Regions from separate parts of the Mus musculus genome. Here region 2 is linked to region 1. The links are chromatin loops, found by intact Hi-C in ENCODE. Cell type or tissue: gastrocnemius. All regions are shown on one strand. Links, peaks and the distances in the headings refer to the core of each region. The heading gives the core; the rest is flanking DNA. Region 1 has its middle 17 kb from the start of Zfand5. Region 2 overlaps Gm45918 (a long non-coding RNA gene).

Evidence for each region. Peaks named below come from ENCODE experiments on the same cell type or tissue, not always from the same donor. Only the 100,000 strongest peaks of a DNase experiment are listed, where the experiment ranks them.
Region 2: a loop joins it to region 1, with 1.9 times the contacts of the local background. A loop is called at or near these places in 4 of 42 quality-filtered maps.

The regions. Positions count from the first base shown.
Region 1 is chr19:21,252,459-21,257,842 of GRCm38, reverse strand. No RefSeq gene overlaps it. Among named protein-coding and RNA genes, the nearest start is that of Zfand5, 17 kb to the left of the region's middle. In gastrocnemius, for the core only: no CTCF peak of the experiment used is centred there; no DNase peak of the experiment used is centred there; H3K27ac peaks cover 357 bases.
Region 2 is chr19:21,162,115-21,167,498 of GRCm38, reverse strand. It overlaps Gm45918 (a long non-coding RNA gene), which reads left to right. Exons shown (of 9, transcript XR_877753.3): 9 at 2,115-2,398. Among named protein-coding and RNA genes, the nearest start is that of Gm32979, 28 kb to the right of the region's middle. RefSeq lists an enhancer at 49-3,082. In gastrocnemius, for the core only: no CTCF peak of the experiment used is centred there; a DNase peak (open chromatin) is centred at 3,331.

The DNA of each region.
Region 1 (5,384 bases), core at 290-5,289:
GCAAGGGTCTTGGGAGTGGGCTGGTAGAGCAGTAGATTCCCAGAGCAAAGGCAGATAGGAAAGAAAAGCTGGGTCAGTGCTGACGGTGGCTGATCCCTGAGCTAAGCTGGGTGGAGCAAAAGGGAGCAGGGAGTGGGTTGGTAGCACAGCAGCTCCCGTGCAAGACAGTAGTATGCTTTTAAAATTACACACAACAGGTTATCCTTGTTATTTAAGAACTATAAGGTTCAGGCCACCATGGACTGTACATTGAAATTCTATTTCAAAGAAGTGGAAAAAAATCTTGGTTATCCTTCAGAACTAGATGGTAAGATCCTATCGCTGAAGCCGTGTCATACTGAACTTATAGAACATGGAAAAAGTGGGTTGGTATCCATTTGGAAGCTTCGTCCTTACTAAAGAACTTTCACAGAAGTTCTAGTTCACAGCTAGAAGGTGATATCCAGGCTGTGGAGCTTGCAAGCTACAATAATGACTGTCCCAACAAGATATGCCCACTGTTTTAATAGTTGCATGAGTGTTATGATAGCAACCAATTGCTTTCTGATTATATCTAAGATCTACTTCATGAAATGGTAGACATTCCTAGAACTGTTAATCCTAATATTTATAAGAACATACTGCTGGATAGGTCATAGTCTCTAGGAAAGGAAGTGCTGTTACTATTCTATTAAATAGGAATAGTATTAAAATGCCTTCCAATGGCTTATTTCTATACCCATTGTTCTAACAATGCATCTTTCAAAACTCACAGTGCATCTTTCAAAACTCACAGGAGATGTTCTTGCAATGGATAAGTACTGACTGGTCAACACTCAGAGAATGTGAAACTGCTCTGCTCTAAAGGGTTCATTCATATCACTCACCTCGGGGAAGACTGAAAGAGCCAGAGGTAGAGGATGACTTCAAGGAAAAGGCTTTCCAGATGCAACAGAGAAGTTGCACATATAAACTCACAGTGAATGTGACAGCATGCATAAGACTGTGTAAGCTCAAGCCAGACCAAAAAAAAAAAAAAAACCAGCATGGCGTCAGGAGGTGGGCACTAAATACCATCACCAGCTGAGGAGCTGGTGACATTTGATGGCTGCTGGGACAAGAAGAGTCAGATCTCTTTAATGATGTGACCTCTGGTAGGTCAACCACACCCCAAGGCTGTCCCCACTTCTCAGATTAGTTGGGTTGCACAAACTCTACTCACTGGTGCAGGAGTGGGGAACCTGGAGGTTAGGAGATAAGGAGTGGAAAGAAGAAAACTCAGAGCTGTGTAAATAGACTAGAATGTGGAGAGTGGATATGAGAGGTGTTTGGGAGATAAATATGATACGAATAATTGTATGGAATTCTCAAAGAATTAATTCTTTAATTAATTAATAAAAGAATTTCAAAAAGTTTTTAAAAATCACTGTCACAATTGGGCATATATTTAAACCCACCCTTCCTTTCTTTTCTCCCTTCTTTTCTCCCCTTTTCAACAGTTATAAAGACGATACAAGCAAGCTGCTTAAGATTCACAGGCTAGGCAAGTCGTCCATCATTTCTCTCATCATATTCTAGGAACTGTAATACCAGTGGGTAACATTTGATAAACATATTGTACTGATTCCATTGTCAGCAGTTTACATGTAATATTTCGATTCTCATAGGAGTATTAAAATGGAGGCATAATTACTAATCCCATTTGGATAATGTGGAAATTACCAGAGGCTATCATGCACTTGGTGGAAAAGCAACGCTATAGTACTACAGAGCAGTGCACCTCAAAGGCCTGGACCATGAGGCCTTGATCCTTCACTGTTGTTATTTGTTTGTTTTTTATGTTGTTTTTCCTTTCTACTTTTTTGAGGGACAGGAAGAGGGGAGGAGGGGGATAAAGAGGGAGAGGAAGAGAGGGAGAGAGAAAGAGAGAGAGAGAGAAGAGAGAGACAGAGAGAGAGAAGAGAGAGGAGAGAGAGAGAGAGAGAGAGAGAGAGAGAGAGAGAGAGAGAGAGAGAGAGAGAGAGTTTCTCCATGGAGTCCCAGCTGTGTCAGCCCCCTTCACTGTTAAGAGGAGGCAGAGCAGGGCCATTAAGGCCCTTATGATCCCAGCTGTGGTGATAGTATTAACTGTTAGATTGTCAGGATGTAGAGTCACCAGGGAGGCAAGCCCCTAAGAGACTTTCTAACCTGGATTAAATGATGTAGAAAGCTCACCCTGAATGTGAGTGGTACCATCCAAAGGCTGGGGTCCCAGGCACAAGCAAAAAAAAAGGCAATGAGATGAGCCTAAATGGACCCTTCTCTCTCCTCCATGAGCAGATACATATGCCCGACTGCCTCAAGCTTCTGTCACCATGATGGTTGGCGCCCTCGCATCATGATCCGAAATAAACCCTTCCTTCCTGTAAAGTTCTTTTGTCAGGAATTTTATATCACCGATGAGTAAGCTCATAAAGCAACCAACCAAGAAGTGCTCCATGGGCTGGATATGGTGGTATCAGCCTTTAATCCCAGCATTCTGGAGGCAGGGGCGGGGGGCGGGGGCGGGGGCGGGGGCGGGGGCGGGGGCAGGGAGATCTCTTTGATTTCAAGGCCATTCAACATAGTGAGTTACAAGCTAGTCAGGGCTACAGAGTAAGAATCTGCTTTTTGTTTGTTTTTTTTTTAAGAACTCTTCCATACTTGATGAACGTCTATGATAGTAGGTGGTTAACATTCTACTTCTCAGGATGCTGTAGTTTACATCTAAAGTATTCCCCAAAGGTTCTTATACCAAAGGCTTGATTGCCATTCTGCAGTAGTTAGGGGGTAGATCCATTAAGAGGTGTATTCTCCTGGAAGGAAGTTAGTTCTCTGGGATGTGCCATTGAAGAGGCATTGGATTCTTTCTCCTTCCTTCCCCTCCCTTCCCCCTCTTCTTTTCTCTATTACCCAGCCATTATGACACATACAGTTTCCTACGTCATGCACTCTCTGCTCTAGTGTTTTGTCTTAACTGCTCAAGGCACCAAGAAAAAGTGTTCGTAGACAAACCTCTGACTTCATGAGCCAAATGAAACCTTTTGTCCTTTGAAGTTGTGTGTTTCAGGCATTTTGCCACAGTGACAGAAAGACTAATGGACAAGACTTAATCACACAGACTCCAAAACAACAAAATATACTTTTCCTTTTATTTCTCTTTTTGAGACAGGGTCTCAGCGGCCACTATGCAGTCCTATATAGTCTGGAACTCACTCTAGATCAGGCTGGGCCCCAACTCACAGAGACTGAGTTGCTTCTGCCTCCTAAGTGCTGGGATGAAGGGCGTGTGCTGTCATGGTTGCTTGGTTCCTTTGGTTTTACATGTCAAACAGTTAAATCTTATGTCCTGCCTTTGTCCAGAATATATCTAGTAAATGCCCTGCTTTTTGTTGTTTCAGATGAAGCTAACACTCTAAGTTGTTTCATTATCAGTGTTCAAAACAAACTAAGTATGTGATGTGTGTGTGTGTGTGTGTGTGAGAGAGAGAGGGAGAGAGAGAGAGAGAGAGAGGGAGGGAAGGAGGGAGGGAGAATAAATAAATATCTAACTAGCCATATGTCACCATATGACAAAATTTTCTCAATATCCTCAAAAGACAGACACTTATGCCAGGTTTGGTGGCACCTGCCTCTAATCTCAGCACTCTGGAGTCTAGACCAAGAAGATTATGAGCTCAAGGCCAGAGTTACACCAGGTCTCTCTCTCTCCTCGCTCCAGCGGTACAGTGTGAAGCCACTGATGCTGCAACAGTGTCTCTCATTTTTGATTTAAAACAATGCATGCTTTGTGTGCCAGGGCATCTGAGTTATTAATGGCACCCATCCTTCTCCAGCCCTCATTTTCCTGGGAACAAGCCACACTGTAATCTGAGCAGAGAGAACATCAGAAATGACTCTGAGGATGTGGGGGGGGGGGGGAGGATATGGCTCTGTCCACACTGTGGACAGTTTGTTCTCTAGGCAGGGGACACTAGAGAAGGAGGTGGTGCTTTCTGTAAGAGATGGGGATGTTCTGAACTATATCAACCAATAAATCATAAGCCTCTCATCTCCGACTTTTGGAGAGAGGCGCTGAGAAATTAAACGTGTTATAAAACAGGCACAGTGTCATGCTCCTGTAACCCCAAAACTTGGAAGCTGTAGGCAGCAGAATCAGAAACCCGAAGTCATTCTCACCTATATGATAGGGCCATCCTGGGCGGCATGAGACCTTGTCCCAAGAAAGCAACCAACTGAAACAAACACAAACATAAACCAACAAGAGTGGTTTCAATGAATTTTCAATCCAGTTTTCTTGCCTAAAGGAAGTCATTTCTACCTGGGTGTGGTGTTGCACACCTTTTTGTCCCAGAGGCAGAGGCAAAGAAAGGCAGATCTCAGAGTTCCAGGACAGCCAGTGGTTACATAGAGAAGGGTGGCTGAGGGGGTTGGGGTGGGGGGTAAGGAGGTGGGATGGAATTTCTGATTCTGTTCATCAAATATGTATTAAGATTGTTATTATTGTAATAAAATTTGCATTCTCCAAATACCTTGTTATTGGGCCCTTTGAGCCCATGCTTCTTTGATCTTGGCAGGCAGTGGCAGCCAGATCTCTGTGTGTTTCAGGCTACACAGTAAGACCTTGCCTAAAAACACAACAAAAGGAGCATGTTGTTGCCTGGGTGTACCCCCTAGGATCCAAACAAACATAGTCTATGTTGACATTTACTCTCCCTTATGAAATATTAGTAGGTAGAATCAGGCGGGACCTTTAAGAGGTTGTTAGGGCTCTAAGTTCATGAATAATTTAATGGACTGATTATCAGATTAGTGATCTAATGGATTATTAGGTTAATGGGTTATCTTGAGAGTCTGCTCTAGAAGCCAGCTTGGCAAGGTTTCTTATCCATGTCCTATCTGTCTCTATATGATGCCCGACTCTGCCTGGGGCTTTTCTAATACAAAGGCTACCACCAGATTTTCCCTTTCAATCTTGTTCGAAATTATGAGCTCAAATGATCCCCTTTTCTGTATAACTTGCTCAGCTGACCATGTTAATAGTAGTATAGGACACACTAAGATAGAGAATCTTCTGTATCACTGGACACTGGACTCTAGAGAGCAAGGCCAAGCATGATTTGTGTCTTCCTTAGAGAATGTCACACTCTACTGCTCACATCCTTGCTCACTGGGCACCTGCTACTCAACCTTCTTTACGTTTCCACAAACACGCTGTGTGAGGTCCTGATTTAGAGACTTTACACTTACTGTTTCTTCTGTTGGCACATCTCTCATCCTGAATTATCATTTTCATCTTTGTGTGTGTGTGTGTGTGTGGTGTTTGTATGTGGGTATGGGCTAAGGTACACGTGGAGGCTGGAGGTTGATATCAAGTGTCTTCTATC
Region 2 (5,384 bases), core at 209-5,208, 90 kb after region 1:
GTATCAGTACGGTTAAAGCGCACAGAAATTTTATAATTTCCCTGTGCGGAGCCCTGAAGTTGGCTGAACACTAACAGTGCACTGCAGGTATTCTGTGACAGGACACAACTGTCCCAGTCTGGTTTTCTAACTTAATGGAGAACAAAGACATTCTTTGTGACTAGTCCCTTTGTTTTTACTTTTGAATAAACCCCAGGGAAGAACAGCCAAACACATTTATTATGCCTTGTAAATCAGCGATATTAAAAGCAACGTTATCTATTACCACTTGACCGTCAGGAGGATGGGGCTCAGCTGGAGTTCTTGCCTCTCCCTATTATCCTTCTGGGTTAAAATCCTTGAAGAGGTTAAAAATTAACTTTCCCAATAGATCCCCATGCACACAGCATTGCTCCTACACACTGAAGCACTTGAGCTGAATGCTTCTGGATTAATGCTTTTGCTATGGCATACGATGAGCTAAAGTGAATTAAAATGTCCTGTTTGCCTCTTGTAAAATGCAGCTGCCCATGTTATTTAAATGTAATTTGTTATGGGATTGACATAACACTGGGTGAAAACTGGGTTGAGTTTGGGCACTGCTGTTTTAGTTTGATTGTACAATACCTTGCTTTTCCTGAGGCCCCGACTCCCATTTTCATACTCGGAGGGGCTCACACTTCCTCTCGCACACAGTGGGGACAACATCTATTTGAGAGGGAGTGACAATGACTTGAGTCAATGAGGGATAAACCCCGATGTGCCTCTCTGGTTGGTACACTACTGTGCAGATGTAAGCAGCGCTTCTACAAATAGTGTTTCACTTTGCTAAAGAAACATCTCTTGGGTTAAAGCATTTAGTGAGGGCTTTGAAAAAAAACAGCAGCCATGGAGAGTCTTGCTCTCTGCCTCCCAGACAGACAGAGTAGAAGGAAGGCACACTTCTGGCTTGGAGATGGCTAAGAGTTTGGCAGAATATAGCTTCTAATCTCCCCAAGGCTTCCCCTGACTGGTCTCCTGATCTCGAAGTTGAGTGTGTGAAAGCTGCTGCCTCTGACTGCTCATTTTATGAGGTTATTACGTTTAGAAGGTTGTGGACATGCAGCTGCCTGAACACTCACCTCTCTCAAGGGTGTCAGGATTTTGCCTAGAGAATTTTCTGCGACGTCAGGGGTCTCGGGCATCTTAATGGATGTTATTTCCAGCCTTCTAGAAGAAAATCTAGCTGAGCTTCCCTGGTCTGTTCTGGGCTTGGATGTCTGACACTGAAGAGATTTAATGCCTATTATCATTGACAGTCCTTTGGAGGACAGACAGACTCAAAGCCATTCTCAAGGATTCTTTCTTTTATTTCTAAAATACCTTTTGACCACTGGAAAGGCAGCGGAACTTGGCTTTTGTTTCTTTTAGTGTGTTCGCAGCAAAACTGAGGAGGGAAAGGGTATCTCAGCCAGGCGTTTTCTTTCTACTTTTCCTTCTACTTGAAAGACTCCATTGTTCCACCTCCAGTTACAGCCCTGGAGAAAGCTACTAAAGATCACTGGAGAGAGAGAGAAGGCTGGCTACTTTTGTATTCTCAGCCTGGCAGGCTGTGGCAGCACGGGCTTTTACAGAGGGGTGGAAGCAGATGCCAGCCATATTCCTGACGTCTAATGGCTTTATCACAACTACATTAGCGTTGCTTGTGCTTGAGTCTATCAGGGCAGAAGGCTTTGCTTGACTTAAGCTGACTTTAGAAACACACAATAGCATAGTTGGCTGGCAGCTGTGAAGGGATTTAATTAGGGTAAGTGGGAAATGGATCAGCTGTTTTCACTACTTTCACTACATAATCTCCAGCCTGCTTTTTTATTTATGGAATGTTTTCTCTGGGAGATAAAACTGCAAATCAGGTGAAATGATGTGAGACTGTGTGCTTAGATGCTCTTACTTATTTTTGTATTGATTGATGTTGTTTAGTATAGTTTGTTTCTAGTCTTTTTGTCTTAACTAAAATTATTCTTTGTAATTTAAATTAATTAACTTATTGGAGATGGGACACCCGTGTGCTATGCAGTACATGTGATGATCAGAGGACAACTTTGGGAGTCACTTTTCTGCTTCAACCTTGTTGAGTCTCTCTCTTGTTTCTACAGCGCCAAGTCCTCCAAGCCAACTGCCCCATGAGCCTCTGTTCAATTTATTCGACTCCCGGATCACTGTAAGAATGCTGAGGTTACAGCTGTGTACCACCTCATCAAGCTTTCTCCTGGGTTTCAGGGATTGAACTTGGTTCATCAAGTTTGTGTGGCAAGTACTTTACCCAATGACCCATCTACCTTACTAGCCTTAGCCCTATGCTCTCTCCCCCACACCCCCGGGTGTGTGTGTGTGTGTTTGTCTCTGTGTTTCTGTCTCTGTCTCTCGATCACTCTCTCTTGCTTTTTCTCTCTCCTCTTTGTCTCTCTTTCTGTGTCTTTCCGTTCATCTCTGTCTCTGTCTCAGTGTGTGTGTATATGTCTGTCTGTCTTTTTCTGCCTCTTGGCTTTCTCTCTGTCTCTCTGTCTCTGTCTCTGTCTCTCTGTCTCTCTGTGTGTGTCTCTGTGTGTCTGTTTCTGTTCTCTGTGTTTCTGTCTCTCTCTTCCATGCTCTGTGTCTGTCTCTCCCTGTGTGTCTCTGTCTCCCCCACCCCCCATTTGTACAGCCTCACTATGTAAGCCAGGATGGCTTTAAACTCCTAATCCTTCAGACTCAGCCTCCAAAGTGTGGAGATTATAGTCATGGTAGCATTGCGCCTGTCTTTTGTATTGTTGTTTGTTAGTTTTTTCACTGATTGCTTGGTTGGTTGATTTCTTGAGAGAGGCTCTTACACTAGAACTCAAGCGCGATTCATACTTGATATATAGCCCAAGCTAGCTTTGAACTCACAATAGTAGTTCTCCTGCCTCAGCTTCCCAAATGCTGGATTTATACCTTGAATTCCTTGACTACTTCTGTGCTGTTAGAGCAGTGAAGGCTCTGGCTGCTTTTATGTAGTTACATGCCGATATATCTTCTAAAATTAGAAAATAAAATACACGGTTATGACTATAAGTCTGCAAAGAACCATAGTGAAGGGGACGGACATGCCCAGTGTGAGACTAAAGCTATAGCTGAATTAATTCCTTAGTGTTCTCTGTGAGGTTAATAACTTATTAATATAAATAGGACAAACTGCCAAGGTTTGTTTTGGAAACTTGGCCACCAGTGTGATGATGCTAAAGACCTTATGGCAGACTCAGGGCAGTTGGGATTGCATCCTTGAGAGAGATTTACTCTGTGTTTGTGGAGTGAGTTAGTGGTGCCCGCATGTTACAGCTGCTCTTCAAGGGCATCCTGCCACCGTGGTGCCATCTCCCATGAGGCATTTACCAGGGCCAGTATTGTGTCCTTGCACTCTCAAATTATGAGCTAAATGCATTTTTTAAAAAAGGGACTAGCCTCTGGCATTTTAGTATAGTAAGGGACTAGCCTCTGGCATCTCAGTATAGTAATAGAAAACTGGCAAACACCTTGGTAAAGGTGCAGCACAAACTGATAGGGACAGAAATGCATAGATGCCATAGATGCCAGGATGCCATAGATGCCAGGATGACGTTCCGGCTACCAATTATTTGTGATGAGCATCTTTCCTGAGGAAGAGAGTGATGGATAAATGTTAGTTAACTGAGAATCTATGCTGTATGTATGGAATGAAGTCGTGAAAGCTGACTTGGAATTGCAAAGCCAAGCCATTATCAGGAATAGCAATGAGGCAAAACACACACACACACACACACACACACACACACACAGAGAGAGAGAGAGAGAGAGAGAGTGCTAACCTAGGCTCAAGAGCTTTAGTGTCCTCCCTAGGATAAAACACTTCATTAGCAGGCATAGGAGCAGATGGCATGCTCTCTTCAGTGGTCTCATCCCCTTCTGATAGGAGAGCAATAATTTGTCTTCACAGATATATCAACTTAAATCACCTATTTTTTTTGTAGCCCTTCCATAAACTCATGCGGAAAGGACTTTCCTCACCTGTCAAAACAGATGTTTTACTTCCAGGCTTTCAAATGAAAAGTAATTAGTTATAAAAATGCACAGTAATTACTTAAAGTTGGTGTGTCCATGTCTTGGAAAAACAAGGACCCCCAGGAGCAAACTTTTCCCCTTTTTCTGACTCATTCGTGATGACTCAGGTTTGGTCACTCTGGTCAGAAACTAGAAAATATTTGCAAGAGAAAAAAGGGTGCATGAGATACTAAAAATTTTGAAAAAAAAAAAGAAGTTAATCTTGCTGCTGACTTTTCCTAATATTTTGCAAAAAAATGCTCAGTTTGGGAATAGTTCTATTAACATGTTAACCATAAAATGGATCAGAAACCATGATATTTACTTTGCAGAAAATACAAGGTTTGTATGATGTGCCCTGGTGCATTTTTATAGAAGTGGGTTTTAACATGATAAACTCTCAGAATTGGACTGAGGAATTAGAACCAGATACCACATTCTTATAAACTGTTTCTCTTTCTGTTAGGAATGTATCTATAAAGACTGGCCTTGGCACCTCTGGTAAGAATGAGCTAGTGATAAACCTCATGTGTGATGATGGCTTCTTTCAAAGAGAAGCACCGGGATTTGAAAGCCATTGGTGGGGAGCATCGTGACCCTGTCCTTCTGGAAATCCTCACCTTGACTGCAGAGGACCTGGCTGTTGCTGTCTTAGGAATCAGTTGGGCTTGTGCTAGTTGACATATCTAACATTTCTTTGTCTTTCTCTTTTCTTAAGGATAATCTTTCTACACTTCACAATGTTCAGATTCTCCAGAGTTCTAGACTTGACCCACCGTTCATCCTAATCCTCTGGACTTCTAACCAGATCCCTTCTCTCCCTGAGCCTTCATTATCAGCCCTCATAGACTCCCTAGCTCATGGTAGAGCCATGTCAGATTCCCACTGAATGGTTCTAGCCAATGGACCTCAGACACTTAGATTCCTCCTCACAAAGCTAATCTCTTGTCACTTTTCTTTTATGAAAGATCAATCACCTACTCCAGAAACTCCTAAAAGGAAACAAAATACAAATAACATAAACAAGAGTCAGCAGTGTTTTTTTCCAAATCAATTTATGCCTGTTGTATTTTCTATTTAATATTATAAAGCATTAAATAATATAAAAGCCAAAGAAATATAAGAATGAAAAGAAAAACATCTATTTTATGAGAATTAATAAACATTTGGGTAGAATCTATAAAAGAGAGTACTATATAATAAAGTATAAGGAAGATGTCATAAAATTAGAAGATATCAAAATATTCATAAATATACAGAGCAGTTTATTATTATGCTTCTCACCAGTTGTCTGTATCTTTTTATTCCATTAAAAAATGGAAACTGGGGCT